Linked DNA regions of Mus musculus: all the other regions are linked to region 3. The links are chromatin loops, found by intact Hi-C in ENCODE. Cell type or tissue: left cerebral cortex. All regions are shown on one strand. Links, peaks and the distances in the headings refer to the core of each region. The heading gives the core; the rest is flanking DNA. Region 1 holds the start of Cass4 (Cas scaffolding protein family member 4). Region 2 holds the start of Aurka (aurora kinase A). Region 3 holds the start of Rtf2 (replication termination factor 2). Region 4 has its middle 21 kb from the start of Mc3r.

The links. A loop is a pair of places that touch in the nucleus more often than their neighbours do. Peaks named below come from ENCODE experiments on the same cell type or tissue, not always from the same donor. Only the 100,000 strongest peaks of a DNase experiment are listed, where the experiment ranks them.
Region 1: a loop joins it to region 3, with 2.6 times the contacts of the local background. A loop is called at or near these places in 10 of 42 quality-filtered maps.
Region 2: it touches region 3 in a loop (5-fold over the local background); 28 of 42 quality-filtered maps call a loop at or near these places.
Region 4: a loop joins it to region 3, with 5 times the contacts of the local background. A loop is called at or near these places in 19 of 42 quality-filtered maps.

The regions. Positions count from the first base shown.
Region 1 is chr2:172,386,999-172,394,778 of GRCm38, reverse strand. Cass4 (Cas scaffolding protein family member 4) reads right to left here and starts at 1,135. Exons shown (of 7, transcript NM_001080820.3): 1 at 774-1,135. The coding sequence starts at 809. In left cerebral cortex, for the core only: no CTCF peak of the experiment used is centred there; DNase peaks (open chromatin) are centred at 1,027, 1,308, 2,495 and 3,872; H3K27ac peaks cover 1,110 bases.
Region 2 is chr2:172,367,273-172,375,052 of GRCm38, reverse strand. It overlaps Aurka (aurora kinase A), which reads left to right and starts at 4,483. Exons shown (of 9, transcript NM_001291185.1): 1 at 4,483-4,580; 2 at 6,021-6,067. The coding sequence starts at 6,026. Cstf1 (cleavage stimulation factor, 3' pre-RNA, subunit 1) reads right to left here and starts at 4,050. Exons shown (of 6, transcript NM_024199.2): 1 at 4,026-4,050; 2 at 1,924-2,124. The coding sequence starts at 2,092. In left cerebral cortex, for the core only: no CTCF peak of the experiment used is centred there; DNase peaks (open chromatin) are centred at 4,166 and 4,386; H3K4me3 peaks cover 2,095 bases; H3K27ac peaks cover 772 bases.
Region 3 is chr2:172,436,655-172,444,434 of GRCm38, reverse strand. Rtf2 (replication termination factor 2) reads right to left here and starts at 3,857. Exons shown (of 9, transcript NM_025542.2): 1 at 3,696-3,857. The coding sequence starts at 3,764. In left cerebral cortex, for the core only: a CTCF peak has its summit at 4,360 (motif pointing left); DNase peaks (open chromatin) are centred at 2,994 and 3,943; H3K4me3 peaks cover 1,991 bases; H3K27ac peaks cover 852 bases.
Region 4 is chr2:172,223,699-172,231,478 of GRCm38, reverse strand. No RefSeq gene overlaps it. Among named protein-coding and RNA genes, the nearest start is that of Mc3r, 21 kb to the left of the region's middle. In left cerebral cortex, for the core only: CTCF peaks have their summits at 3,469 (motif pointing right) and 4,358 (motif pointing left); a DNase peak (open chromatin) is centred at 4,327.

The DNA of each region.
Region 1 (7,780 bases), core at 870-5,869, 49 kb after region 3:
TGTGTGTGTGTGTGTGTGTGTGTGTGTGTGTGTGTGTGTGTGTGGAGTTGGAGTTGCTTGTCTTAGGGATGCTGGCCAGAGAACTACAGGGACCTTGCTGTCACCTCCTTGCCGTCTCTGGGGTTACAGGTACACGCTTTCATGCCTGTTTTTTTTGTTTGTTTTTGTTTTTTGTTTTTTGTTTTTTTATGTGGGTACTGGGTACTGAATTCAGGTCCTTATGCCTGTATTGCAAGTACCATCGTCACATCTCAGGCTCCAGTGCCCTTCTTGGGTTAGCAGTGTGCCATGCTATACATATGCTATAGGACCGTCTCTTGGTTCCTGGCCCAGACTTGCAGTTTGTACCAGAGTTCCAGTCCCCAGCGCCCAAAGGAACACGAAGGCAGTTCATGGGTGTCCTTATTGGAGTTAGCAAGAGTAGAGCCAAGGTCTAAGCTCTCTCTATTCAAGAGAAGTGAGTGCCCCAAGCCAGTCAGAATCCTTGAGAGCCACACTAAGCACCTTCAGGATGCAGAGAAAGAGAGAATGTTTAAGAAGTTTGCTGAGTGGTGAAGAGACACACAGTGGGGGCTTGGGCTGTCTGCCTCCTGCCGATTTCACCCCATCATTTCCAGTCATCTTGAAACCAACAACTGGTAAAGAGCAAAGCTTTCTCATTCCAAACCTGCCTGCCACTAATAACCTACCCTTCGTGTTCATTAGAGACCCAAAGATAAAAACAGTTGAGTCAACTGTTGCTCTCATGCACTCAGCCCCAATCAGTCACTCACCTTGGGCGCACCCTCTCTGATGCTGGTGCCTCTCATGGCTGTGATGTGAGCAGGGTCCTCGGAGTTCTGCCGCTGATATATCTGGTTCCAGGGACCAATGATGCAATATCACTGCATGCTGCTGGCTGGTTCCCAGGAGCTGGATTCTATGGAACTGTTTGCCAACACATGGAAACAGTCGAGATGATTCTTTCAAGTAAAGAGAGTCAAATGAAAGGAACGGGGGAGGCGGGGCCAGAGCTTCAGGCCACACCCACGCCTCCATGCCTGCTGTCCCACTTCATGGTAAGTGGAGGCTGACACTCCTTTGCTGTGTGAAACCACAAAAGAAGAAGAAGGAGAAAAAAAAAAAAAAAAAAAAACCCACCCTTCTGCTTTACAAGGTGAAGTTCCTACTTTGAGCAGCCCAGCGTAGGATCACACCGCATTCTTGTCCCTTGAAGACTAATGGAACAATTCCCACCCAGCGAGGCAACACATTTCCATGATGAAGCAAAGCTGCTGGACTTCCGCTGAGGGTCAGCATGTCTTCCTTCCTGTCCCCTGCGGTGTGACAGCTGGGGTAACAGGAGTAAACTGCCCTGCTCTGAACCCCACGTTTTCTACACCTTCACTCCAATTCTCCGTGGTTATATTTTAGCGGGCGCTGCTGAGAGCACCAGATACTGCCCCACACTTGGCTCTTTGTGTCAAGCGAGTGCTCTGAACTCATGAAGTGGAGTCCTCACGACTTCCCAAGTTTAAAGTTTCCCTCAACTCAGACCCAATATCCAGAGAGGAGCCACGGAGTACAAAAAAAAAAAAACCAAAAAACAAACAAAACCAAAACCAAAAACAAACAAACAAACAAACAACCCCAAAAAAACCAAACAAACAAATAAGAAAACAAAACAAAAACCCAAAACTAGCTTAGGCTTCATTTCATTTCAGCATAAGGGTCCCCTCTTCTAAGCAGCTCCTCCCAGCTCCCCTGGGATTCGATCTGTAGACCAGGCTGGCCTTAAACTCACCAAGACCCACCTATTTTTGCCTCCCAGGTGTGAGATTTAAAAAGCATGCCATAGCCAGACCACGGTGGCACTCTCCTTTGATACCAGCACTCCCAGAAAGCAGAGGCTGGCTAATCTCAGTGAGTTTAATGATAGCCTGACTTACAAAGTAAGTTTGGGGCCAGCCCCGAACTCAAAGTGGAAAAAAAAAGTAAATTTAAAAAAATTGAACCAGTGAGATGGTTCAGTGGGTGAAGCTGTCAGCTGCTAAGCTGAAAACTTGTTGGAGTTATTGGAATTACACGGTGGGAGAAGAGGACTCCTGCAAGCTGTCTTTCTGACCTCTGCATGCATACTGCCACTCGTGTGCATACTTCCCTCCCCAGATAAAATAAATGCAATCAAAACAAGCAAACAGATAGAATGCTGTCTCTATTTTAAATGGTCTTTAAGGAACCAGTGATCAGCAATCTGCAGGCGACAGTAGCGAAAGGGGGTGACAATGACTAGACAGGATGAACAGGCTCTAGACAAATGTAGAACCGGGCATGCTCCCACCCCCACATCTACAGTGCTGAGACAGGAGAACAGCTGCGACTTTAAGGCTGTTCTGGGCCACCTCAGAGTTCTAGGCCAGTCTGGACTACGGTGTGAATCTGTCTTAGCAAATAGAAGTAGCTGTCAGCCACATGCTCCCTGCCAAAGTCCACAGGGAAGAAGTAGTAATTTCCAGAAGGCTTTTCACAAGAGAGACACATTCTGAAAAGGGTGGGGTGCGTCAGATCAGAGGCAGTGCGAGCTCCATTTTAGGAAACGCTGTAGCTGCAGAGAGGAGTTGTGAATCATAAGAGCTTCAGCCCACTGCTCTGCACAGGGACAGATCAGAAGGCGTGCTCTCGCTCACCGAGCCAGGCATCCCTGGTAGCAGGCCACTCTCCATCAGTCATCCAGTTTTTAAAAAAACGTGTGTGGTGTTTTGCCCATATGTCTGTAAATGTGCAGGCAATGTCCACAGATGCCTGACGAAGGCGTCAGAGTCTCTGGAACTGCAGTTACAGACGGTGTTGAGCATCTTTTCAGCTGCTATGCCACTGACCTTAAGTCCAGATATTTACTGAAGTGATCCCCTCATGCCTGCTTCCTTCCTTCTTTCCTCCTTCCTTCCTTCTTTCTTCCCTTTCTTTATTTCTTATTTCTTGTTTTTGTTTTTTTTTTTTTCTTTCTTTGAGACAGAGTTTCTGTGTGTAATATTACTGGCTGACCTGAAACTCACTTTGTAGACCAGGTTAGACTCACTTGCAGAGATCCTCCTGCCTCTGCCTCCGGAGTGCTGGAACTAAAGGTGTGCACCACCACTCCCAGCAGCCCTTCCTTTGTTTTGAAATAGAGTCTCATGTAGCCCAGGCTGGCCTCACATTTTCTATGTAGCTAAGGATGGCCTTGAACTTCTGATCCTTCGGCCTTCACCTCCCAAGTGTTGAGATTATAGGCACCATACCCATGTATGTGGTGCTGGGTGTCAAACCAAGGACCTGGAGCATGGCAAGCAAGCACTCTGCCAACTGACCTATAGCCCAAGCACTCTGCCAACTGACCTATAGCCCAAGCCTCTGCCAACTGACCTATAGCCCAAGCCTCTGCCAACTGACCCATAGCCCAAGCACTCTGCCAACTGACCTATAGCCCAAGCACTCTGCCAACTGACCTATAGCCCAAGCCTCTGCCAATGTTGATGCTTTAAATAAGGCAGAACTCAACAAAAAAGCATTTGTTACTTATACTAATTTCTAAAGGCAAAAATGGATGTGGGGATCTGAGAAAATTCCTGAGAGTGAATAACATCCCTAACAAACACATATCCAGAAAACTACCAAAACCCAAGGTCCATGCCCAAATGCCATCACTTATTAGGGAAACAGGAGGAAGAGATCAGAGGTGAGTGTTTGGTCAGATGTCATCCGAGTGAATGCAAGAGTGACCGGGCACACATCTTCATGGTCATGCACGGCCTCCACAGAACTCACCTGAAGTTGCTTCCTTAAACCCGTTCTGCATGTGAGCCTGTAAGCCACCGAGGATTTCCCGGCACTCAAAATGCACACAATACTCGGAAATCATTTTTTAAAAAGATTCTATATTTATATAAGTGTGTGTACGGGGTGTGTGTGCTCAAAATACATTATGTGAATATGCATGAAACTGTCGAAGAAATAAGACTTCAATATCAGAAGCCCAGCTCTCCACACTACTAGAGCAATGCTCTCTAGCCACAGAACTCTTGATTTTGCTCCTTTCGTCCCCTGCCCCCGCCCCCATCTCCGCCCCCTTTCTTGTGGTGGTGTTTGTTTTAACACCTGGAAAAGCTGTGAAACCAGGACAGAGAGGAGCTTGTGGGTAACCAGTGACCTCAAACCCCCAGGTCCCGCTGTGGGTTCACAGTGATGGGGCAGCCAGTCCTCCCTGCCAGGGTCTCCCATGCTCTCTGCAATGCTCAGCAGAGAGGAGGATAGTGGTGGCAGGCTGTGTCCTGTTGGCTGACATTTGTACCATGTGACGGGCTGCCACACACTGAAGCTGGGACTCCAGCGCATTATGGTTTGGTTAGGGCCACAGGGCCAGGTCTAGGCTTACCTACCAGTCACCTGGGACTGGGCCAGCCTTCAGGCTTGGTGTGCCATGTGGCAGCTGTTTCTCTGAGCATCAAGCGCAGTCTCAAAAAGTAGCTGGACTGTGATAGGTGCTTTACTTACGAGGAACTGAATTCATCCGGGGAAATAGATGACAAAGGGGTCCCCTGGAGCTTCTGTTAGGACACATCTGTATGGAAGTGCAAACACTGGCTGGATGTGACCACCTTGCTAATGTGACATCACATTTTCAGGTGTAATGGTGGTGCTGATTGATGGTGCTTAGACCCTGTCTGTCTGTGTACACACACACACACACACACACACACACACACACACACACATACACACACACACACATCTATCTATACCAATCTGTCTATCTATCTACCTATCTATCTGCATCTGAGATCTTACTTCAGTCTTTCGGGAAATATGTGGATGTTTGAGTCAATCAAGATTGGTCATGATTATCCCATAATCAGCCACCAAACCCAGACACTATTGCATATGCCAGAAAGATTTTGCTGAAGGGATCCTGTTATAGCTGTATGAGGCTATGCCAGTGCCTGGCAAATACAGAAGTGGATGCTCACAGTCATCTATAGGATGGAACACAGAGCCCCCAATGGAGAAGCTAGAGAAAGTACCCAAGGAGCTGAAGGGGTCTGCAACCCTGTAGGTGGAACAACAATATGAACTAACCAGTACCCCGGAGGTCATATCTCTAGCTGCATATGTAGCAGAAGATGGTCTAGTCGGCCACCACTGGGAGGAAAGGCCCCTTGGTATTGCAAACTTTATATGCCCTAGTACAGGGGAATGCCAGGGCCAAGAAGGGGGAGTGGGTGGGTAGGGGAGCAGGGCAGAGGGAGGGTATAGGGAACTCTCAGGATAGCATTCGAAATGTATATAAAGAAAATATCTAATAATAATAATAAAAAGGTTGGTCATGATTGGGCCTGCGATGTGGCTGATGAGTAGAGTGTGTGCCTAGTTTGTGCAAGACCCTGGGTTTGATCCCTGGGACCACAGAAAAGATCATAAGCTCTGTCTGGTAGATGTGCTAGGCAGAGTTGCAGAGTAGATATAACTTTGCTTAGTGTGTGTGTGGCACAGTCCTATGTCAACTTGATACAGAAACTCGTTGTTTAAAAGAGAACCTTAATTGAGAAAGATCGGGTTGTAAGACATTTTCTTTCCTGTAAAAAAAAAACTTTTAAATTATTTATTCTTATTTTATGTATATTGGGGTTCTGCCTGCTTGTCTGTGTGAGGGTGTCACATCGCCTGGCACTGAAGCTACAGACAGTGGTGAGCTGCCATGTGGGTGCTGGGAATTGAACCTGGGTCCTTTGGAAAAGATTATCTAGTGTTCTTAACAACTAAGTCATTTCTCCAGACCCATAAAGCATTTTCTTTATTTTTTTAAAAAAAGATTTATTTTTTTTTAATGTATATGGGTAAACTGTAGCTGTACAGATGGTTGTGATCTTTCATGTGGTTGTTGGGAATTGAATTATTTTTAGAACCTCTGATCGCTCCAGCCCAAAATTTATTTATTATTATACATAACTACACTGTAGCTGTCTTCAGACACGCCAGAAGAGGGCATCAGATCTCATTAAAGGTGGTTGTGAGCCACCATGTGGCTGCTGGGATTTGAACTCAGGACCTTCAGAAGAGCAGTCAGTGCTCTTACCAGCTGAGCCATCTTGCCAGCCCAAAGCATTTTTTTTTAAAGATTTATTTATTTATTATACGTAAGTACACTGTAGTTGTCTTCAGACACTCCAGAAGGAGGAGTCAGATCTCATTACGGATGGCTGTGAGCCACCATGTGGTTGCTGGGATTTGAACTCAGGACCTTCGGAAGAGCAGTCAGAGCTCCTAACCGCTGAGCCATCTCTCCAGCCCCCCAAAGCATTTTCTTAATTAGTGATGATTACTGATGAAGGAGGGTCCATTCCATTGTTGGTGGTGCCATCCTTGGGCGAGTGGGCATGGGTTCTATAAGGAAGCAGGCTGAACAAGCCATGAAGAGCAATCCAGTAAGCAGCACCCCTCTATGGCCTCTGTATTATCTCTTGCTTCTATGTTCCTGCCCTGTGTGAGTTCCTGTCCTGACTTCCTTTAGTGATGAACAGTAATATGGAAGTGTAAGCTGAATAAACCTTTTCCTCCTTACATTGCTTTTTGGTCATGGTGTTTTGTTGCAGCACCATGGTGTGTGTGTGTGTGTGTGTGTGTGTGTGTGTGTGTGTGTGTGTGTATGTAGTGTGCAACAGCTTGCCACAGATGCCATAGTGTGACAGCCAGGACAACACGCAGGAGCTGTTTCTCTCAGGTGCTCAGGCTTGGTGACACGAGCCTTCATCCACTGAGCCACCTCACCGGCCCTGCCTGGAGACTTTTTACACTTATATTTTATTTTATTTTACATGGATGAGTGCTTTGTCTTCATGTGTGTATGTGTACCACATGTGAGCCTCGTGACCGTGGAGGTCAAGACGAGGGTGTCAGGTCCCTTGGGGCTTGAATTACAGCTGGTCATGAGCCATCATGTGGGTTCTAAGGAACCAACCTGGGTCCTCTGAAAGAATAGTAAGCTTTGGTAACTGCTGAGCCATCATCTCTCTAGCCTTACACTTTTTTTTTTTTAACGAATAAAGAGACCAAGTCAGATATGGTGGTTCACAGCTGTAATACGAACACTCGAGAATCTGAAGCAGGATTCATGCTGTAAGGCCATGGTGTAAGGTCAGCGTGAAACAGTGAGTTCAGGCTCGTCTGGGCTACAGAATGAGACCCTGTCTCCACCACCCACCACCCACCCCAGCTACCCACTCAAATCTTTTTTTTCCCATTTTTTATTAGGTATTTAGCTCATTTACATTTCCAATGCTATACCAAAAGTCCCCCATATCCACCCACCCCCACTCCCCTGCCCACCCACTCCCCCTTTTTGGCCCTGGTGTTCCCCTGTACTGGGGCATATAAAGTTTGCGTGTCCAGTGGGCCTCTCTTTCCAGTGATGGCCGACTAGGCCATCTTTTGATACATATGCAGCTAGAGTCAAGAGCTCCGGGGTACTGGTTAGTTCATAATGTTGTTCCACCTATAGGGTTGCAGATCCCTTTAGCTCCTTGGGTACTTTCTCTAGCTCAAATCTTTATTTAGATTTAACTCAAGTACCATAAAATTCACCTTTAAGATTTTATTTTTATTATTTTGCATGTGGACTTTTTTTTTGGTCTGTCCATCATGTATGTGCAGTGCCCAAAAACACCAGAAGAGGACACAGGATCCTCTGGAACTGCAATTACAACCATGTGGGTTCTGAGAAGCAAACTCAGATCCTCTGGAAGAATAGTCAGTGTTCCTAACCCTG
Region 2 (7,780 bases), core at 1,841-6,840, 69 kb after region 3:
GTATAGCCCTGGCTGTCCTGGAACTCACTTTGTAGACCAGGCTGGCCTCGAACTCAGAAATCCGCCTGCCTCTGCCTCCCGAGTGCTGGGATTCAAGGCGTGTTCCACCAAGCCCGGCGGTGCTCACCTTTAATCCCAACACTCACAGGAGGCAGAGAGCAGAGGCCAGCCTGGTCTACATAATTTAAGTTCCAGGCCAGCCAGGGCTACACAGGGAAACCTTGTCTTCAAAATAAAACAAAGAGGCTGGGAAGATGGCTCAATGGTAAAGAGTGCTTGCTGTCCTTGGGTCCAGTTGCCACCATCCACTTGGTGACTCACAACCACTCATACCAGTTCTAGGAGACTGGGTGACCTTTTCTAGCCTCTGTAGGCATCAGGCATTCATATAGTATATGCACAAACATGCAAACAACACACACAAAATAATAAAAATCATCCCTCATAACAAACAGGAGAGGGTTGGATTAAACATAACCTCATGTATCACATAAAAATAACAGTAATTGGTACAGGGACTCGAAGCACATCAAGAACTCTTGTGGTCTCAACTCCTGCTTTACAAAACAAAGCGGCCTCAGCTATAACTACGAACCTGCCTGGCTGTTTAAAAAATTTAAATACAACCCATCAGAACAAGTCTTCAATATTATATTGCTTCAATGTCATGTATTTTTAAAAAAAAGATCATTTATTTACTTTATGCATACATTTTGTGCTCTATCTGCATATACCCTATGTGTCAGAACAGGGTATCAGATATCATTATAGATGTTTGTGAGCCACCATGTGGTTGCTGGGATTTGAACTCAGGACCTCTGGAAGAGCAGTCATGCTCTTAACAGCTGAGCCATCTCTCCAACCCAACATTATACACTTTTAAGGATATCTAGAATTAAAGTCTTAAAACACCTCTCCCTATGTGCATGTGTGTGTGCGTGTGTGGTAATCACTTGCTGAAAGCAGGAAATAGACTGAAAGCAACCTGAAACAAAACAAACTTCCCATAAATGTTCGGAGTAACGTTGGATGCAGCTGGGGGATTTCAAACACTGCGGAGGGGGTAAGGCAGGTATCTGTAGTGGGTTTGGCCTATGCTGAGTGCATTATAATGTTGATTTGTGTCTCCAAAACTGCTTATATGACTGTCCACACTAAGACACTAAGATGTCAGCAGCCAATGGCTGGGCAGGACAGAGGTGGGACTTTTAGGATTCCTGACTGAGAGAAGAGGGAGGAGATCCACCATGCCAGGAAGAGAAGGTGGAGGAGACAATGCCTGAGAAGAGTGGAGGACAGCGAGGCATGGCTGGGTGAAGAAGCCAGGAGAGTGCAGCCCAGCTGGGCAGCCCTCTGGGTCCAGGGCAGCCAAGGTAGAATATAAAATTTAGTAAGGCTAGGAAGTGGCCCAGCAGCAGTGATGCTTAAGGCATGTCAAACATAAAGGCTGTGGGTGTGTGTAAATCTTTGGGGTGGGTAGCTGGAACTTGCCAGCACCAGGTCCCTTTATAAATTATTTATTTCAACAGGTATCAATGGCTAACCCACGATCCTAATATCAACAGAAATTCTGGTCTACCTGGTGAGTATGGAACGGGAAGGTGAAGACGGCGTGGAACTGAGACAAAGAACAAAGCAAGCAGTGTCTGTTAAGTAGGGAACCAAGCGGAGGAGCATGGAGGAGACAGGGTAATCTTTATAGGGGTGAGAGGGCCGTGAGTCCTGAGCTGGGACTTGAGGGGAGTGCCCGGCAGATGGGTACAATATATGAGAAGCAGCTTCGTCCCCTGGACTCCACCCACTCTTTCAGTACCACCACTGTATTCTGCATACATCCACATTGAAGGTACACAGGAGTGATTTCATAAACTGCCCCGGGCAAGCCTGGAGACCGTCCTTCTGGAATCCACACCCACGGTTTACCTAGCTTGATGAGATGCAGGAGCTGCTCCGAGGGGGCGCACACCGACTGGGGCTTGATCTCATTGATGAGGCCATTGGCGATACTAATGTAACCGTCGTAGAGCAGCTGGCTAATGATCAGCTTGTAGAGCTGCTGCCGGTCCTTCAAACCCACTTTGGTTCTGTACATTTTGCAGAAGAGTATGACAGTTTCCCTGACCGCTGCAAGAGAAACCAGGCACTGAGTAAAAGGCAGGGAGAGGCACACCCCAGGCCCTGGAAACACAGGGCTCCTAGGCCAGGCGTAACACACACTTCAATCTCAGCTTCAGTAGGTGTTTTATCTTAGGATGGCGACCTTGCTTTCTCTGTTCAGGCTCCTCAGCTGTTACCTAAGTTACTGGAGTTTAATCAAAATGGTGCACAGAAAGTGCATAAAGAAACTATTAAAATAACATCACTGATAGATACAGTAGGATCCCTGACCATCTTCTCTTCGCTGATAAACTTTTATTCCCTGTTGCTATCCCTCCGATTCTTCTGTCAACTGTGGAGTCTGCAATGTTTCGGTGGCTGCCTGGACCACTTTACACCAGCTGGAATGTAAATCTACTAGTGACTGTTGTGCTTATTTTTAAAACTTGTTTCCAGGCAACCGAGCTCATTATTATAATTATACAACTTGATGAGGTAGTACATGAACACACAAATACATCATAAAAAACAAATAAGGATAACAGAATGAAAAAATAAGCTAAGTTCAATGCTTTGGGAAGATCCTAAGTTAAACTGCTTAATAAAAATGTGTCAAGCACATGCCCCATGTCTTTATTCCCAGCACTTGGGATGCAGAGGCAGGCAGATCCCTGTGATATTGAGACCAGCCTTGTCTATAGATCCCTATCACAGGCCAGCCAGGACTACATAGTGGGACCCTATCACAAACAAAAAAATGATTACCATCAAAACAAATAAATGTAAAAATCCAAACACATTATACTCTTAAGATCTAAGCTCTCCAAACAAAACTGATTTCTTAATCAACCTGGGTGGGTAATTTGATAAGTATGTGTGTGGTTAGATGTTTGACTATAGGAGTCTGGAGACATCAAGCAAGAAGGTAGCCTGGAGAAACAGCCAAGAGTTACAATGCTTGCTGACAGACACCCCGGGCTCAGTTTTAAACCAAATGACTAGCAAGGCCACACAGCATAGTACTGACCAGAGTTCTTAACAATAATAACACCATGCAGGTCCTACTGGCAGATGCGGTGCCAAGCACCTAATTAGCATCCAATCACTAAACGAAGCTATTCAATATATTCGTGTTCATTAGAAAGAAATGGGGGCTGGAAAGATGGCTCAGTGGTTAAGAGCACTGTCTGCTCTTCCAAAGGACCTGGGTTCAATTCCCATGGCGGCTTACAACTGTCTCTAACTCCAGTTCCAAGGGGCCTGCCACCTAGACACCAATGCATGTAAAATAAAGCTAAATAAGTTTTTTTTTAAAAAGAAAGAAATGAATACAAATCTACCCCTGCATAAGATATTGGGACACAACAGAGGGTGAAATGTGTTCTAAGAATCTAGGGCACCCGTTCAAGTTAAGCCCTCCCCTTCCCCTCAAAGTTGAGGGGGAGCCTGCACACTCCAGAGCCCAGAACTTAACCATTTGACCTATCATCTTTACTCCTGTCAGGAAACATCTGGGGTTGTATCACGACATTTAAAGAAAACGGGGGTGGGAGAAGGAGGTTGAGCCTTTACTTAACTCCCCGCTTAACTTCCAATGGGACACAGATAACTTATATCCTTCCCGGAGGGGACACCGAGGCACGAGACCGGAGGAGCTCGCCCCCGGAAAGCTAACACCGGGGAATGCAGGGGGCCCAAAGCGAAGCCGCGCGACCACTTCTGCTCAGGGCGGAATTCCGGCTTGGACCCACCGGGACCGAGGCCCTTTGAGAGCCGGGGTGCAGGCCGGGCCGGCCAACTCTAGGACACGGACTTGGGGCGAGCGGCCTCCTGCCATCCTCTCCGTTAGCCCCGGTCCTTCACGTGATCCACTACAGACCCTAGCCAACCACACTAGCCCGCTTCCTTACGCCCCCTTGACCCCGTACCCGCAGATCAGGGTCTCGGTCTCCCGCTCTCTTCTAGAAAAATGGAGGAGCGAATCGTGCCCGATCGATCGCTCGGAGTGCACACCCAGTGCGCACGTGCAAAGGGCATGCAGCCGAGCGCCGAGCATCCCTGCTCCCTCGCAAGTCTGCCCTTCTCGCCATCTTACTCACTGGCACGTTCGAGACGCTCATTCACCGTCTCCGAACTAATCACCTCCGCGACTGCCTTGAATCCAAAGGGCTGTGTGTGACTGGCGAACGCCTGATCCTGGGGAGCACGGCGGGCGATAGAACGGCCGCAGATCGGACGGGCCGTTGGTGCACCACTTCCGGGCTCCGACAGCTCAGTGCGCCTGCGCCCAGCTACGGCAGGGAACGAGCTTCCCATAGTCGCGTTTACGGTGAGCCAATCACAGAACGGCATTGCTCCGGCTCTAGCCAATCAGCTCTTGGAGTAGAGGGTTTGACTCCTATTTTAAAAGGAGAACCTTTGAATTGTAACGGCTGAGCTACCGGGATCGCTTGGAGGCTTCGGTCGGGAGCAGGTTCCTGCCTGTGAGTTGGAAAGGGACATGGCTGTTGAGGGCGAGCCTGGATGCTGCAAACGGATAGGGAAGGCTGTGTGGCGTCGGGGTAATGGACTGTCTCAGTGGGTTTGCATTCTGTTTAAGAAAGGTCCAGACGTTTAAGATTTCCCGGCTTGGTTTTAGGTTCTTGTGGGAATGGGGATCCAGACCATCAGCTAACCGAGTAATTTGCAAACCGATGGTGGATGCGGGAACTGCGGCTTATTGGGGACTGCTTCGGGTGGAGAATCAGAGTCTAAGTCGACTCGACGAGTCTGTGGATGAACGGGAGTTCCCTCGTAGAGTGCCCAGGACTGGTGCTGCTCTTCCCGCAGCCTTCTGAGCAGTTTATGTCGGGACTACTTGAGGGTCTGTTTCAAAGCGCAGACCCGCTAAAGCTCAGTTTGTAGAATATTCCAGAAGTTTTAGGATTGAACACTGCCTTCGTGGTGGCCGCCGCTGTTTATTCCAACAGTAAGGTGGTGGAGGCAGGATCAAGTCAAAGGTCATCCTCAGCTACACAGTAGGTCCGAAAAACCAGCCTAAATTACATCCACATACGTCCCTACCTCAACACCTCCATCCCCACCACACACACACACACACACACACACACACACACACACACACCTAAATGTGTGGTTGCTTACATCAGCAGTCTGAGGCAGGAGGTTAGCCTTCGATTTAAGGCCAGCCACAGCTAATAAGTGAGAGCCTGTCTGGGGATGTAGTTCAGTTAGTAGGGTGCTTGCCTAGCCAGCCCTGGATTCCATTCCCAGCACTTGGAACCCCGAGGATGGTGATGACCTCTGTGGTCCTAGCACTGCGGAACTGCAGGCGGGAGGATCAGGAGTTCAGAGTAATCCTCCACCGTATAGCATGCTCAAGGCCAGCCTGGGATCCATGGAACTCTTGTCTCTACCACAAACATAAAGGTTAGGTGTGGTCTTGCATTCTTTTAATCCCAGCCTTTTGGAGGCAGAGGGAGGAACTCGGTGAGTTCAAGGCCAGCTTGGTCTACCTACATAATGAGTTCCAGAACAGCCAGGACTACCCAGGGAGACCCTGTCTCAAAAAAAAAATCCAAACCTAACAAACAAATCCTGGCTCCACTGCAAATACAGGAAATAGAAACCTCTTAGGGATAAGACCCTGGTGTAGCTATTATGGGAAAGCTAAACTGCAGGGCTGGTTATTAACCTTGGTCTGGGGCCCAGGAGTGTGAGGTAGCTGCAACTGCAGTCCTTTGCTCAGGGCTTCTGCCTCCTGCCTAGCTTCCCTGATCTGAAAAGGGGAACCCTGTGGCATGTGCAACTTTCTTGTAGTAAATCTTTGAGCTGAGTGAGAACCATCAAGGTCATTTGGTGTAGATCCGAAGGTGAAGGACTTGGACTCCTCCTAAAAGAAAGGCTCTTGTTTCCTTTTTCAGGTGACATGGACAGATGTAAAGAAAACTGTGTCTCCAGGCCTGTTAAGGTACAGAATTACCTGTATTTACAATTTCGGCTTTTAAAAGATTTATTTCTGCCGGGCGTGGTGGCGCATGCCTTTAATCCCAACACTGGGGATGCAAGGAGGCAGAGGCAGGCGGATTTCTGAGTTTGAGGCCAGTCTGGTCTACAGAGTGAGTTCCAGGACAGCCAGGGCTACACAGAGAAACTCTGTCTTGAAAAAAACTAAAAACAAAACAAAACAAAAAGCAAACCCAAAACGAAAACAAACAAAAGATTTCTTTGCTTATTTTATGACTATGAATGTGTCTTCATGCACACTAGAAGAGGGCATTACAGATGGTTATAAGCCACCATGTGGTTGCTGGGAATTGAACTCAGGACCTCTGGAAGAGTAGCCAGTACTCTTCATCGCTGAGCCATCTCTCCAGCCCCCACAATCGGTATTTTTTAAATGATGTGCATTTTGTTTGTGTGCACCTATGCATATGCCACTGTGTAGGTCAGAGAGCAACTTGTCAGAGTGGGTCCAGAGACCCTAACCCAGGTCCTTAGGCTTGGCTGTAAAAGACCTTAGTCCCTGAGCAAATCTGTACAGTGCTCGTGGAATCGAATCCTTTCCTCCGTGGCTTTGGGTAGAAACTTTAGGTTGACCCTGCCTGGAGGCTACCTGAGCCTCTGTTTCTTCAGGAAATGGCTCTGCTGTGGAAACCTCAGACCCTCTGAGCTCATGGTGGATCCTGAGCGCCTCATTTAAGGAGGAGGGAGTGCCAGCGTCTCTGAGTGTGATTAGTTTAGTCTTAAGATCTCGTTAAGACTGACACAACACAGATCATCCCGTGCAGTAGTGATTGTTTTCAAGGCCTCCGTGGTCTTCTTTGTCCTTTTTTTCCTATTGAAAAACATAATTTCTATGCATTTTAGTTTTGGAGATAACATTCTTAAAAAATATTTCTGTTGGGTGGGGCTTGGTGGGCACACCTCTAATCCCAGTATTTAGGAGTCAGTAGTGGGCAGACTGAGATAGAGGCCAGGCTGTTCTATATTGTGAGTCTGGGACTGGCCAGGATTACACAGTGAGACGTGGTCAAATAAGTGCTGTGATAGAAAGACCCAGGGGATGGATGATCTGAGAGAACGGCAATACGCCCTGGAAGCCCAGCATAACCTTAGATTTAGACTGTTTTTTTTTTTTCAAAATTGCTTGAGGATGATTCTATCGTCTTTTCTCCTAAACGTAAAATTGCTGCAAGGATTTGATATAAACTTTCAGTAACAATAAAGTTTGCCTCAGGCGCAGAGGCTGGCCTAGAACTCAGTCAGTGCCCCTCCTGCCTCAGCCTCAGTACTGGATCACAGGTGTGGAGTGCCAGCGTCCGGGCCGCTGGGTTTCACAGGTGCTCAGGGTTTCCATCCCTGGATGGCGGCTTATTCGCGAGTGGTTAAGGAAGCGGGGTTTGAGTCGGTCGAGTCCTCCCTTAGGGCGCGTGCACAATAAGGCAGCTTCAGCCGCCTCCCCTTTACTTTACTTATTAAAGAGTTGTTTATATATTTATATCTTTTGTGGATGAATGTTTGCCTGCATGTAGCCAGAAGAGAGGGTCAGATCTGGCTCTGGAGTTATAGGTGGTTGTGAGTCACCGCGTGGATGCTGGGAATGGGAGCCAGAGCCTCTGAGAGGGCAGGCAGTGCTCTTGACTGCTCAGTCCTCTCTCTGCCCCCCATTCCCATTTGTCAT
Region 3 (7,780 bases), core at 1,886-6,885:
AGTCAGCTGCCTCTCTGCCACCTGCCGCCATGGACACTCCCTCCAGAGGCCTAAGCCATGGACATCCCCTCCATTCCAACATTCCAACTAATACGCATACTGTGGTGTTTAATTTTAAAATCAGAATAATGACCCACATCCAGTAGCAGTAGTGACCATAATCACAGTATTTGAGAGTCTGAGGCAGGAGGATAAAGTCTGAGGCCAGCCTAGATAACCCAACAAGATGCTACTTCTAAAACAATGGAACCGGTGATCACCCAGCAGGCACTGGTGTTTGCTTCTATGTTGAATGACCTGGTGGCTCACGCCTTTAATCCCAGCACTTGGGAGACAGATGCAAGCAGATTTCTGAGTTCGAGGCCAGCCTGGTCTACAAAGTGAGTTCCAGGACAGCCAGGGCTACACAGAGAAACCTTGTCTCTCGAAAAAATCCGAACAATAATAATAAGAAGAACATCAAAAGATCTGAGTTTGTCCCTAGGTAAAAGGTGAAGGAGAGAACTGACTCTTGCAAACTATCCTCTGACCTCCACATGTCTGCCATACATCCTCCCAACTAAATAAATTAATGTATTTTAAAAACTATAAAAGCAACCATGTCAATGGCTGGGATGTGGAGAACGTGGCTCCAGGGCAGGACATCAGCCTAGCATACATGGGGCTCAATCTCCAGCCTAATAAGTAAGTTGATAATAAGTAAATAGAATAGTGGCATATGAACTTGGGACTTTATAAAGTTTTAAGAAATTAGAGCAGGTGAGATGGCTCAGAGGTGAAAAAACAAAACAAGTTCAATCTGACCGTTGGAAACCACGGTGGAAAGAACCAGCCTCCAAAAGCTGGTCTCTGACCCCCACATTCGCAGCACATAACACACATTTTAAAAGGGTTTAAATTAGTATTATGTTAAGATCCACCAACACCCAACACACACAAGGCAAGTTCATATCCATCTTTAAACCGTGTGTGCAAGCTTTATAAAAACAGAATGGAGGGAGGGCGGGGAGTGAACTCTGCACACACCAAGAGGTCCTCATCCTGATCTATCTCAATCCTAGTACCAACATTAATGCCTATACTTATATAGTAAATTAACATCTTACACAACATAACTTCTTCCTGGCAACACCTGATACAACATCTTCCTGCAATATGGAGGGGGTATAAATGTGCCAAGCTTCAGGGCTGGAGAAACGGCTCAGTGTTTGAGAGCACTCACTGCTCTAGCAGAGGATCCAGTTTTGGGCTACCAATAATCATGCTAGGAAGCTCACAGTGTTAGGTAGCTCACAATTCCAGTTTCAGGGCACTCTATATATATATTCAGGTTCCTGCATACACATGGTGCAAATAAACTCATGTATATATAAATAAATGAAGAAAGAAAGAAAGAAAGAAAGAAAGAAAGAAAGAAAGAAAGAGAGAAAGAGCAAAAATAGAAAAACAAGTGTCAACTTCTGATCACGATTTTGTCTTTCTGGTGACTGGTCCCCAACCAGGAGCTTATCTAGTCCCCACGAGCTGGATGTGGTCGTGCACGCCTCTAATCCCAGCATGTGAGGCAAAGGTAGATGGATCTCCATTGGTTGGAGCCTAGCCTGATCTACAGAGAGTTCCAGACCAGCCAGGACTACATAGTGACACTGTATTTCAAAAAAAAAAAAAAAAAGTCACCACACATCTCACTTAGGGCAAGTGTTATTTCCATGGGACTTAGGGGCTGTGTTGCCAAGACAGGGGCAGATCCCTACCCCATATCTATATGATTACTTCATAACAGGCATTTCAAATGGAAGCTCTAGAAGGGATAATTTGCCATTAGGTCCCAGAATTGTATATATAACAAGCATTTTATAAGTACTTGGACAAATGGGTTAATAAAAACTACTCTTCCTGATCATTCTTTCTTTTCGTTACCCTTCTAAGATCAGGGTTTTTTGTTTGTTGTTTGTTTTTAATTGTTTGGGTGTGGTTGGCTGTTTTTTGCCAACTCTTCCATTACTCCATGTCAGCCCTGGGCACAAGACAACAACAGTAAGATGAATACTTTATGCACACTTGAATGTGACATGTTGGCCTGGTCCGAGGGCACTCTGTCCTCAGACTTTCAACATATGCTCAGTGGATGTCTATAATGTGCAGAAACATCTTATAGACTGCAGAGCTAAGACATGCAAGGATCCCAGAGCACATGGGAGAGAGAGATACATAGTCGATAACCACAGAGGCAGGGATCATAGAAAAAAAAAAAAAAAAAAAAAGGAAAGCAGCAGAGGGGGCGGGCCTAAAGAGTGACTGCAGCTGACTGTGGTGAAGGCTGGGTGGACAAATGAGGGGAAAGAGCCAAGCAGCACACACTGTAACCAGCACTCCGGGGGCTGGGGCAAGCCTGGGCTACCTCACAGCAAGACCTTGCTTCAAGTGGCCCCTCCCCCCCAAGTCATGATGTCACTATGAGTGAGGAATGTTCAGGACGCTGGGGCAAGGTCTATGGTATCTAGAACAGAGTGAAAGAGCTAAAGAGGGGCAGAAGAGAGGGCAAAAAGACAAGCAGAGGTTTGTTCACACAGGACCCAATGGAGTTTATTAGGGATGTGTCAGGAAGTTATGCAGTGTCTTAAGTACAACACTGGATGGGATTCACCTCCCATCCCAAAGTTCTCTGAATGTTGGATCAGGAAACATGATCCTCCCCGTGCTGGGAACTGTATCGGGGGCATTCTCTCCCCGTGCTGGGAACTGTATCGGGGGCATTCTGTGCCTTCTATTATTAAACAGTCATCATCAACACTAGCTTTGAAATGCACATAAATGGATGGGGACAGTGGTTCATGACTCTAGGCCACGTCAGTGGTGTTAACTAACTTTGCGGCATTCAATTTCCCATCCATTAAGTACACACTTTGCTCAATGTCTTGTAAGATTTACAGAATGCCCACGCATTTATTCAAAAATATTCACTGTGGCAGAAACTGTGCTAGTTCTGGAAGAAAAACAGTGCACAGAGTTCACCAGGAGGAGCTTGCAGTCACGTGACCATCAGCTGGGCTCAACCACCAATTCAGAGTGCTAAGAGCTGATAATTAGTTTAAGAAGGGTGTGACTTCACAAAGGGGAATGGTTTGGGGAGACTTTAATACACAAAGCTCAGGCTGGAGAGATGGCTCCGTGGTTAAGCCTGTGTACTGCTCTTCCAAAGGATCCGCGTTTGGTTCTAACAGCCAAGATTAATGGCTCACAAAAACCTGTAGCTCTAGCTCCCGGGCGTCCGATGCTTTCTTCTGGCCTCCTTGGATACCACACTCACACACAAAACATTTTTAAAAAAAGTATTATTCAAATACCAAGGCCTGTTGGCCAACACCTTTAATCCCAGTGCTCAGCAGGCAGAGGTGGGAGTCCCAGCCAGCCAGGGCCACACTGTGAGAGCCTTTCACAAAAACACACAAAGTCCATAAATAGCATCTATCACCGTGATCGTCGCTAGCTACAGATACGTTCCAGTCCTGGCTGGGCCACTAACTAGCTCTCCAGTCTCCGTCCCGTTCAACGTTAATGTTTCAAATCAACACAGCGTCTGTGGGGAGGATCCCAGTCTAACCGTACTGTTCAGTGCCTGCAAACAGTAAACCCTCCACAAGCGCTGTGACCACCGTTCATCCCGAGCCCCGCAGCCCGCAGTCCCCACTGACCTTCTCGACCTTCTTCGGCCCCTTCACCAGCTCGTGCCTCTTGGGGATGGTGCCTCCGTCGCAACCCATCCCAAAGCCGAAATCAGAAACCGTAGCAAAAACCAGAAGCCTTAGCAAAGACGAGAAGCCGTCGCTTCCGGGGTCTCTGGCGAAACCCTACCTACTTCCGGCGCTCCTTGATGACGCACACAACCAGCGCGCCGCGAAAGGGGCGGGGTCGCCGCGCGAGGCCTTGGTCCACACCAATTGTCTTGAAAATCTTGTCCGGGAGTTGGGCGTGGTTTCAGGGCGACGTGCTGGAGCATCCTTGGAGTGCGTCCACTTCCGGTCGTGGGCGGTCCCTGTTTTTTCCTCTGTGGTTCCGTAAGCTTGGGCCTGAGGGAGGACGGGAGAACATTTGTCGGGGTTGTCCCGAGGTCTGCGTCTCTGGCATTTTTGCAGACCAGTAGTGCTGTAAGTCTAAGGAGGAGATGGCCGGAATCTGTCTTCTCAGCTACCTCTCATGTATTTTAAATCCAGACTTAGAAAAGAAAAGACGTTGTGGGTGCTAGAGGGATGGCTCAGTGGTTAAGATCACTGACTGCTCTTCAGAAGTTCTGAGTTCCATTCCCAGCAACCACATGGTGGCTCACAACCATCTATAATGATATCTGATGCCCTCTTCTGGTGTGTTTGAAGACAGCTACAGTGTACTCAAATACATAAAATTAAAAAAAAAAAAAAAAAAAAGACGTGGTGGGTGGGCCTGCTTGTGCGCTACCTAACTGCAGATGCCTGTCGAGGCCTGAAGAGGGTGTTCTATCTTCCTGGGACTGGAGTTGATATGGTTGTGAGCTGCTGGGGTTCTGGGAATCCATCCTGTGCTTACTCAAAGAACAGCAAGCATTCTTAGCCACTGAGCGCCTCTCCACCCTGTATCCAGATGTATTTTGGGCAGAAGCTAGGGCTACAGTGTCTCCAACAAGCTTAGAGTAGCCACTCATCCCATTGTACCAGCTACAGAGATTAGTGCAGACAGAGAAAGGGGAGGGTGATCATATTGGGAAGAGAACAAATAAGGGGTTCAGTGACCCCCTAGTCTGCCTTTGGGGTACTAACATGAGCTGTAGGCCCAGAGGAACAACAGGGGCAAATGGTATGCATAAGTGAGCAGTCCTGGGATAAGTATGGCCTCCTTCATTTCTGTGTCTACACCAGTCCTGCAAGGTGGCCATTCTGAAGCCCACACTGCTTAAAGTGACCAGATAGTCTCAGATGACCATCTTTTCTGCCTTTTCACCCTCACTTAGGGGAGTGCTGTGTCCTCTGGGACTCCAATGCTCCTGGGATCCTAGGTGGTTGCAGGCCTAAGAAGTGACTTACTGTGCCTTCAGCTTTATGACACTAAACACCCTCAACTTGTCGATGGCTCTTTCAAGGGAGAGAGTCACACGTAGGTGTCTTAACAGTAGTTCTGCATCTGATTTTGTGGCTTCTGAAATTTCATAGCTCAAAGGATGCAACTTGCCACAAAATGCAGAGATCAATCAAAGGTTAAAGCCAGGTGGTGGTGGCGCACGCCTTTAATCCCAGCACTTGGGAGGCAGAGACAGGCGGATTTCTGAGTCTGAGGCCAGCCTGGTCTACAGAGTGAGTTCCAGGACAGCCAGGGCTATACAGAGAAACCCTGTCTCAAAACAAACAAACAAAAATTAAGTACAAAATTAGGAACTGGCTCTCTTAGTTTCCTGCCATGGTTGTGTTGCCCCGGTTTAGGGGTGAGAGGAGTGTGCAGGTTCAGAGAACCCCAAAGGCTCACAGGTATTCTGTCCTTAGGGAAACATAGTCTGGCAGTGGTGGTGGTTTGCGGAAAGGTGGAAGTGCCTGTGTAGCCAAGGGTGATCTTGAACTTCTGATCCTCCTGCCTCAGTCTCTTCAATGCTGGGATCACAGTTGTGCACCACCACACCCAGTTATGCCCCCCAAGGCTTTGTGTGTAATAGGCGGACACAATATCCAGTGAGGCAGAGCCTCAGCTCTTACATTATTTTAACAGCCCTGGTGTTTTTGTTTGAGACACGCTCTTACTATGTAGCCATGTCTGGCCTGGAACTCACTATGTAGACCAGGCTGGCCCTAGAACTCTTGGAAATATGGCTGCCTCTACCTCTTGAGTCCTGGGGTTTAAGGGATGTACCACCATGCCTGGCTTAATGTAGTTATTTAATGAATCTCTTTAAAAGGAATACAGTTTCTAGGCCCCCTCTTCCTTCTCCTCCTCCTCCTCCTTCCTCCCTTTTCCTCCTCTTCTTCCTCCTTCTACTCCTTCCTCCCCTCCTCTGTCTCCTTCTACTCTTCTTGAGACAGGGGCTTACTGTGTATCCCTGGCTGGCCTTGAATTCACAGAAATAAATCTGCAAACAAAAATGATTTGGTCAGTTATGACACACTTCTCTCTGTGAAAAATTCAAACTAACCTAGGTGAGAGTTTCCTTGCCTCCTATGTCCCTTAGAATTTTCCTTTCTATCTTTCCTGCCTCAAAAACTGTGTATTAGAATTTTCAAAAGTCTTTAAACTTATTTTCATTTTATGTGTTTGAATGGTTTGCCAGCATGCATGTACGTACGTAGACTACAGCTCAGGTGTGGAGGTTGGAGAACAGTTTACAGGAGATGGTTCTATCTTTCCACTATTTGGATCCTGTGGATCAGCAAGCACCTTTATCCACTGACTTGTTTCACCCTCTGGCCCAAGGAGTTTTATAAATATTATTTGTTGGGGAGCGGTACATGCCTATAATCCTAGCACATGGGAAGATGGTGCTTTTGAAGCTAGCCCGGGCTACGCAGCAAGACCCTCTCTTAAAAAAAAAATGTATTTGCAGCAAAACGGATACATGACACCCAGTGCTTGTCACACTGGAAGCTGCTCAGTGGGTCATCACCACTTCCATCCTCTCTGTGGACTGAACGTAAGCGAGGCCAGATTGCTGTCACCACCACCCACCGTTTCCTCTTTCTTCTTGTGGAGGAAATGGTACAGAATGTTGGTTATTAGAAAAAAACATATTCAACAAGAAGCCTCCAAAAGCTGAGAGAATGCGTTTGATTCTAAAGCCCCAGGCCGTCTTCTGCAATGAGTCTGGGCGGGCTCACTGCCATCTTTGCAAAAAGAGAAGGAAGCATCTGCAGCCGTTGCAGGGTTTCTCGTGAGGTTTGCTCTTTGTCGACAAGGGCTTTCTTTGCTTGATTTGTAAGGTCTCACATAGTGGCCTCAAAATGACCTCGAAATCCTGACGATCCTCCCCCTCCCATCTGTGAGGTGCTGGGGATGGAGTCAGGGCTTCCTTCGTGCATGCTAAGCACACACTAGCAACTTACCCGGGTCTCTTGATGACAGTTCTTGGATTGAACAGAACTCAAGAAATGTAAAACTATGAAAAGCAGCCCCAGGTCACAGGTTCCTAGGCTGTCTGTCACTGGGGGAAGGCGGGGCTCAAGTTGATGAGGCATTAGAACATCGCAGAGCCAAAGAACCAGTGCAAATAGATACTGTTATCATTGAGTGACCGACTTCACCCTTTGGTTCCCTGTGGTATTCCCTGCTTCCAGCTACATCCCATCCCTGCTCCTAGCTGCCTCTCCAACCTTGCAATGTGTATCTTCCATTTCTGCATATCTGAGCAGACCATGTAGCATTTTGTTCTGATCTGTTATCTTCTCAAGAGTGCTGCAGCTGACGACCTTAAAAGATAACTTTCGTCCTCGAGATTGCAGACCAGATTTTATTTTTGCTAAAGAAAAAAATTCATCCATCTATCTACCAATAGACACCTATTGTTTTTTGACAGGGGCTCACTGTATAGCCCTGGGCGGCCTGGAACTTGCTCTTTAGCTCAGGCTGACCTCAAACTCAGAGCTACACCTGCCTCTGCCCCCAGAGCTCTGGGATTAAAGGTGTGCACTGCCACCACCACCACCACCCAGCAGACAGATAGAGATAGAGATACCTCAACTTGTAGCAATTCTCCTGCCTCTGCTTCCCAATCGCCAGCTGCTGAAAATCAGATAAATAATGGTGTCTTAGAGACACAGCTCTACCAGCT
Region 4 (7,780 bases), core at 1,641-6,640, 210 kb after region 3:
TCCATGGCCTCTGCGTCAGCTCTTGATTCCTGACCTGCTTGAGTTCCAGTCCTGACTTCCTTGGTGATGAACAGCAGTATGGAAGTGTAAGCTGAATAAACCCTTTCCTCCCCACCTTGCTTCTTAGTCATGATGTTTTGTGCAGGAATAGAAACCCTGACTAAGACAGAGAGTAATGGGGGATGCGATAGAAATATATTGTGCACCTATAAAAATGTCCCATAAATGAACTATTACATCAATTAATGTATGCTCACAACAACATTTAAATGTAAAAAGTTGACACTGGCCAGGCAAGGCTGGAGGGAGACCTTTCTCCCTACTGTCTGCAAAGCCTAGGCCCTGCAGTGCATAGGAGTAGAAGCAGATCCACTGGGCCTTTCCACATATGTCAGATATCCCTCTGATCTCAGCAGGGTTAAGGGCGTTGGAATTGTGAGCCCAGAAGGACTGAGCAGCAGACCCTCTGTGGTTCAGATCTGACATTTCTTACAAGCCAAGGTAATGTTGGAAGCCAGGGAGGGCACAGCTTGAATGGAAAGTTACATTGGGTGATTTCGGTAGGTGATGACATCTAGTCCTGATGTTTCCTATCTAGACGCTCTGTGCTGTGGAAGCTTCCAGAAACCCTCTAGGAAGTGCTGGCTCGTGGGGATTTAACTTCCGATGCAGGATGAAATGAAGTTCAGAAATAGAACACACGAGTTAAATACAGATGCATACTTGCCAGCTGGAATCCATACCTGCGAGACACGTGGGAGGTGGCACGGGGTCAGTGGCTCTGTACATTTGAGGATGTTCAGCATCGTGTCATACAGTGTCAGGGTCACCCTCACTCCTGCAGTGACACCCAGACTATCTCTAGATATGTCAGATGGGCCCTGAGAAGATTTGTACTCAGGGATGAGAGCCACTGGTGTTTCCTATTGAGCTGTGTGGAGAGACCTTGGAATGGACTTGGTTCAAAAGGAACTTTTGAGGGGAGCAGAAAGTGAACCCATGAGTAGGAGACCCTCAGGTGGTCTCTGCAGCCCAGTTCTGTCACCTGGGGGCTGAGGAGGGGTCTTCTTAGTGAGGGCACTGTGGGGAGAGGGCTTGGGAGTTGGGCGGAGAAGGAGCTGATAGTTTCCACTTCCCAGAGGGAAGGGCTCAGTCGAGGGATTCTCCAGGGCATCAAGGCCAGGACTCAACTATGTGATCCTGGGGGTTGGGGTGTCATATTTGTCCCGCTGTGAGGAGCTAGAGGAAGGAATAGTTGCTTGCTTCCCAGCCATGGCTTTCACACAGGGGAGGGGATGGCACTGAGCAGGGAGGAGCCGCTGGTTCCCATGTATATGAGACTTGGATGGATGATCTCCTCAATTACCCCAAAAGGACAGGAAGAATTTGGGACCCTGCTCTATCATTTAGGGGGGCAGAGGGACATTTGTCTAGAAAGACGGAGTAAGCTGCCATGAAGAACGCATTTGCCTCGATGCCTGCCTGCCCCCTGTCGGGTTCAGCTCATTTGATAAACTGGGTCAGAAAAAAAATCGTCAAAGGCTCTGAAATGGACCAAAAAGGAAGAAAAAGAAAATCAGTTTTTTTTTTGTTTTTGGTTTTTTTTTTTTTTTTTTTTTAAACACTCCTCACCATAGTCTGCGATTTTGGTCGCCTTTGAGCTATTTCATAACTCAGTCAGTTGTGGAAAGCGGAGAGAGAAATGCATTTTGTCCAGTGACATAGAATTAACTATTTCTTGGTGACAGAGACCATCTTTTCTACTTGTGCTTTGTGTTGTGCAGGGTTTTTTTTTTTTTTTCCAAGTCGCCTTTGAGACAGTTGTAACATCTTACAAGCACCCTCACTAATGAGAGACATAACTAGAATCCTCGATACTCGTTTATATATGTGTAGAAATCATGACTATAACTTTTAGGCAGATCATTTTTAAATAGCTGCTGGTAGTTTAGCTAGCCAGAACTCTGGGCTTTCTGTCTCCACGTTCCCTTCCTTGGTCTGCTATCTGAGGTCCCTGAGTGTTGTGTTGGATGTCACTCCAGCCCTGTACTGTTGACAGCCATTGTTCCGGAGGAGAGGGGGCCATCCTGAGGGTCTCTCAGACACCCACACTTGATTTACAGCCAGGTGACATCTACAAGGAAGGCCAGGCTGGCTGCGGGCACTGCTCTGTGCTTGTTCCTGTGAGTCTACCTCAAGCTTTACCTCTGTTACTATGCCCTGGCAAAAGGCAGCTCCTGGTGGAAGGGTTCATTTTGCCTCCCAGTTTGAAGGTATAGTCAGCATGGTAGAGAAGGCATGGCTGAGGGGGTGGGGTGGGGTGAGGTGGGGTGAGGTGGGGGCTTGCAGCTGAGGCAGCAGAATGAGGTCGCTTGCTCGGATCTCGGAGGACCAGGAGGCAGAGGAAGCAGAGGAAGTGAGGATGGGTTATAAACTTCAGGGTCTAAACCCCCACCCACCCCCAGTGACATACTTCCTCTAGTGAGACCCCATGTCCCAAGGATTCTACAGTCTTCCAGATAGCACAGCTATCTGGGGACCCAGCGCTCGAGCACAGGAGCGCAAAGAACATGTCATATCTGAACACTGACACTCTTGTCAGGATCTCTCTCTACAGCCTCCCTTCCCCCAACCCCCAGGAGATCATTGCACATGGAGATAAGTAGTTAGAGCCCAAGGTAGAGCTCCCTTGGACACTTGACAGGAAGTAGAAAAAGCAACCTGACTTCCTGGTTGTATCCGTTTGACCTCAGTAATAAGCCAGCCATCAGGGTGTTATGTGGACACTCACGAATGCAGTAACATGGCCTTTTCATTGCTGCATTTGAGCTTAGCGCTTAGCAACTGGTGATCTCAGCCATTTATGCTAAGAGTTCACAGGAAGGAAAGCCGCACTTTTATTGAAATGGCCCATAATTTGTGCATTGTTTTATCAGGAGAACCATTTCTGGGTTTGTGGGCTTCCTTCCTTTCCAATTACGTTAATTCTCTTTAAAAGTTCAAATGCTCTAATAGGACAAAGGACCAAGTAGAGAAATCCCAGTGGCTGAAATGACATTAGATAGCCTTTCTGTGCAGCTGGCCTTGCCTCAGTGCCTGCTGGTCAGGAAGTTCTCGTCTACATCTTTCGGTGACTCAACCTTCATCTTGTTTCTGAGTTTCATTTCTACCTCCCACAAGAATATATGTTTCAAAAATGCTTATTTTTTTTAAACTGAAATTTTAATCACTGCACATAGGCTGTGGAGAGGGAATTTAGAGACCGAAAGTAAGGAACACTATTGCTGTGCAAATTAAACTGTGATATTCTCCTTTTGATACAAATTTTGTAGAGACAAGAAGGCATGTATGTGGCTAGAATTTCTTCCTTAGTTTTAGAAAAAGGATTCCTTTTATTTTAAATTACTTGTATGTAGGTGTGTCTGTGGGTGTGTGCAAGTGAGTGCAGTGCCATTGGAGGCCACAAGAGGGCATCAGATCCCCTGGAGTTACAGGCAGTTTTGAACCAATCTATTCGGGGGCTGGGAGCCAAACACAAGTTCCTTGCAAGAGCAGCAAGCACGCTTAGCCTCTGAGCCATCGCTCCAGCCCTATCCTTGACCTTTCCCTCCTGTCTTCTCATTAATGTTGATCCTGTTTCATTTTAAAAAATATTTATTTATTATTATATCTATGTACACTGTAGCTGTCTTCAGATGCACCAGAAGAGGGCGTCAGATCTCATTATGGATGGTTGTGAGCCACCATGTGGTTGTTGGGATTTGAACTCAGGACCTTTGGAAGAGCAGTTGGTGCTCTTAACCACTGAGCCATCTCTCCAGCCCTGATCCTGTTTCCTGCTCATCTCACCAATTGGGGTTGCAGCAGCCTGTGATGGGGAAAGGTCACAGGTCAAAGCTGCCTAAAAGACCTGTCTCTTATGTCCATTACAATTCATGGATAGAAACAGTAAGAATGTTTGCAGAACAATACCTACAGATGATTCACCCTGATGTGGAAGGACTTCAGGATGCTGCTGCTATCAGCAGTGATGCTGCCAGCAGTGGTACCCGGGGCCTGCCTTAGGATGTGCTTGCCATTGCTGGGTTACCATTTTGAGAAGATTTCTCTCCTGTACCTTATCTTCCCCTTTTTGTCTCAATGACCATGTTTAGGGAAGGCGAGCCAGTCCTCAGCGCTGTGTGGGCTTTCCATCCTCCGTTCTGCCGCTTCACTGGAATGCTTTATTTGACAGATGAAGTCAGCTCATCTTTCAGGTTCTCCCATGACACCAGGGAGTGCTGCCTGTGAACACATGGGATTGGCAGCAGGCAGGCTCCTGAGTGGCAGAGACGGTGTTTCTTGTGTGGTTTTGCCATCTGGTGGATCTTGAAGAAAGTGCAACCCCAGGGACCTGAGCATTAGCATGCAGGGTATTTACCCTGGTCCCTCGGGCCTGGGTTACATCCAGTCCTCATCAGATTTTGGATACAGTCTTCTATTCTTGCTGACATCTCTTTGTTCCTTAATTCTACTGTGCATGTCGTTCTCAGAGTGATTACTTTAGTGCATCTGTACATACCCTATCCCTCTTAAAACTATTATTCTTATTCTTATAAATGCTCAGTTTCCTCCAGGGACAAGTTCCCCAACCCTACAGATTATCTAATCAAGTGATCAGCCTAAAATCCACAAACAGGCAAACAACACTAAGTAGATACAGTAGTGTGTGTGTGTGTGTGTGTGTGTGTGTGTGTGTGGGTGTGTGTGTGTGTAACATGTAATAACTATGGAAGAAGTCATGAATATGAGAGGGAGTGGGAGGGGTCATGAGAGAAGTTGGGGGAAGAGGGAGTGATGTAAATGCACTCGGGAGGCAGAGGCAGGCGGGTTTCTGAGTTCCAGGACAGCCTGGTCTACAAAGTGAGTTCCAGGACAGCCAGGGCTATACAGAGAAACCCTGTCTCGAAAAAACAAACAAACAACCCCTCCAAAAAACCCCCCACATGTCTCTTCCTAATCCTGTTTGCAACATCCCCTTAACCTGCTTCAAGTTGTGACCTTTCTCTTTATATTTCTACATGGCTTCCTAGGTGCAGTCTCTAGCCAGAGTGACGGAGGCTGAAGGGACATCCAGGCTGGACTACAAAGCTATATGAGACCTCCAGCCCCTAAGCTTTTTAGTGGACCACAGGTTGCCACTCATCGGTCCTTAGCCTGGCACTGTCCTAGCCACTTGGGAGTCCCAGGGGACAAAGCAAAGGTCTCTCTTCATATATGTACAAGAAAACATCAAAACAATAAACAAGCATAGGGTGTGTCAGGAGAGGGTGTATTCTAGAGACAATGGGGGAGAGACTAGAGGCATGAAGTGTTGCTCTGCAGTTATGAGACAGGCAAGCATAGGAAAAGCTTAGCTCCCCGGGACTCCGCTTGGTTTGGGCTATCCACACACTCCTCTGCTAACACTGACCTGGCAGCTGAGGACTCTCACCTGAATCCAGCTTCACATAGCACTCGTCTAAACAATGAAAGGACTCTCCTCCCCTGACAACCACCACACACACAATTTCTGTTCAGATGAGCAGAAGGTGGCCAGTCGGCTCCCGGAAGCCATCTGAAGTCCTCAGGATGTTTCTTCACCTTGAGGCCAGTGATGCTGTGCAAAGCGTCGGGTGTTTCAGATCTCCCTGGATTCCCTGTGCAGGGCCTGCAGCTTCTGTTAGGAGGAAAACACCTGCTCTAAAGGGACAGGCACTTGCGATCAGATCAGACTGAGACCACCTGGTGGTTCTCCCTGTGTTACATTTCCCAGCTTTAGTTACATCTCAAAGTCTCTCTTATCTTGTGATGTGACACAATAGGGTGAGCATGGACACATTTGGAAACTTTATTCCGCTGACCACAGAAGCAGTTGGCTGGGAAGATCTCCACAACATTTCCTCATTGAGGCAGTGAGGCTGGCTGGGCCCTGCCTCTCCCTGGGGATTTATAGACGGTTTGCTGGGCAGAGACATTTCCTTTAGAGGTGAAGCCCTTGATAAGTGGCCCATATTCCTGTAAGTGCTCCCTCACCCTTCTTCCTGTAGCTGGGTAAACTCATTGGTTCAGGAAACAAACAAATATCCAGAATGATGAGTTGAAAGTAAAAGAGGAAACTAGTTGGAACAGAGAGGGGATCACCAGGAGTTGGGAGGGGGAGGACCATTGAGGGTAGTGGAAGTTGAATATGATAAAGATGTATTATATAGATGTATGAAAAATGACATAATGAAGCCCATTGTTACATATGGTTAACATGCACTAATTAAAAACAGAATCTAGAAAAGGACTTGGCTGGGTTCTGGATACAGTTGCTGAGTTTGTATGGCCTCCTACATAAAGTGTTTCCTAGCCTCCTGGGAAGAGTTTTGATCTTTCTGCAGTTTAAGAAGTTGGTGACCTTGAGTTTCTGTAGCCTCTGCACCTCTGGTCCTTCCTGTTGTTTTCCCGTGAGTGACACAGTAGGAGGAAGACACTGTGTCTGAGTAAACACACCCACCATAGGTCCACTGCTCAAGGCTGAGATGTGTTTGGTCATTGTTCTCTAAAAAGAGAAATGAATAGGAGTGTTCCATAGGTTCTGAGTCCTGAGATATCAGACATTCTTCTCTTTTGTGATTCTCAAAGCAGAATAGATCTGCGCTCTCGAGAAAGCCATAGAGGTTGAGGTCAAGTCAGTACCGCGGGGGCATCGGTGGATACTGAGCCCACATCTCTGATGCCAGACACTGTGCTTCTCACCAGTAACAGACAAACAAACAAACAAGCAAGCAAACAAACAAGCAAGCAAACAAGCAAGCAAGCAAGCAAACAAGCAAGCAAGCAAACAAGCAAGCAAACAAACAAACAAGCAAGCAAGCAAACAAGCAAACAAACAAATAAGCAAGCAAACAAACAAGCAAGCAAGCAAGCAAGCAAACAAGCAAGCAAGCAAGCAAACAAGCAAGCAAGCAAACAAACAAACAAGCAAGCAAACAAGCAAGCAAGCAAACAAGCAAGCAAGCAAGCAAACAAGCAAGCAAGCAAGCAAACAAACAAGCAAACAAACAAGCAAACAAGCAAGCAAGCAAACAAGCAAGCAAGCAAGCAAGCAAGCAAGCAAGCAAGCAAGCAAACAAGCAAGCAAGCAAGCAAGCAAGCAAGCAAGCAAGCAAGCAAGCAAGCAGGCAAGCAAGCAAACAAGCAAGCAAACACAAGTCACCAAGCAATAGTTGGAATGAGACGTGGTGGGGTCATAGGGTTGAAGTTGAGTCAATTAGCTACCCATTACTCACCCAGAAGAAGGCTTAAGTGAATCCATTTTTCAAAGACAAGGCCAAGGTGGAGGAAGACTCTTACATTTCAGTAACTGGGCTGCCATCCTTCAAAATGAGCCCCGAGCTCACTCATCTAGGCCTAGCATCTGTCTAGAGCCAGCTGGAACATTTACAATGAGAGCTTCCAAGACACCACCATAGCGTGAGAAAGAATATGATGAGCTAGCCTTCACTAGAACAAACTGTGCCCTCCTTCCTCCACGGCCATGCTGGCTTAAGGCCATCATGTAGCACTATCTACTTAGATGCTCAGAGTAAAAGGCCCGAGACATTCCTCCAGACACTTCCTTGTGATACTGGGTTTCTATAAGTGGAGGGACCAATTGTTAGTATCTTCAGTGATCCCTGATGGCTCCTTCCCTTTGGTCTAGGCTGAAAGCTGGTAATTGTTAAACAAGAGAGTGCTGTGTTGAGAGGGTATCCGACCTTGACTATTTGCAGGA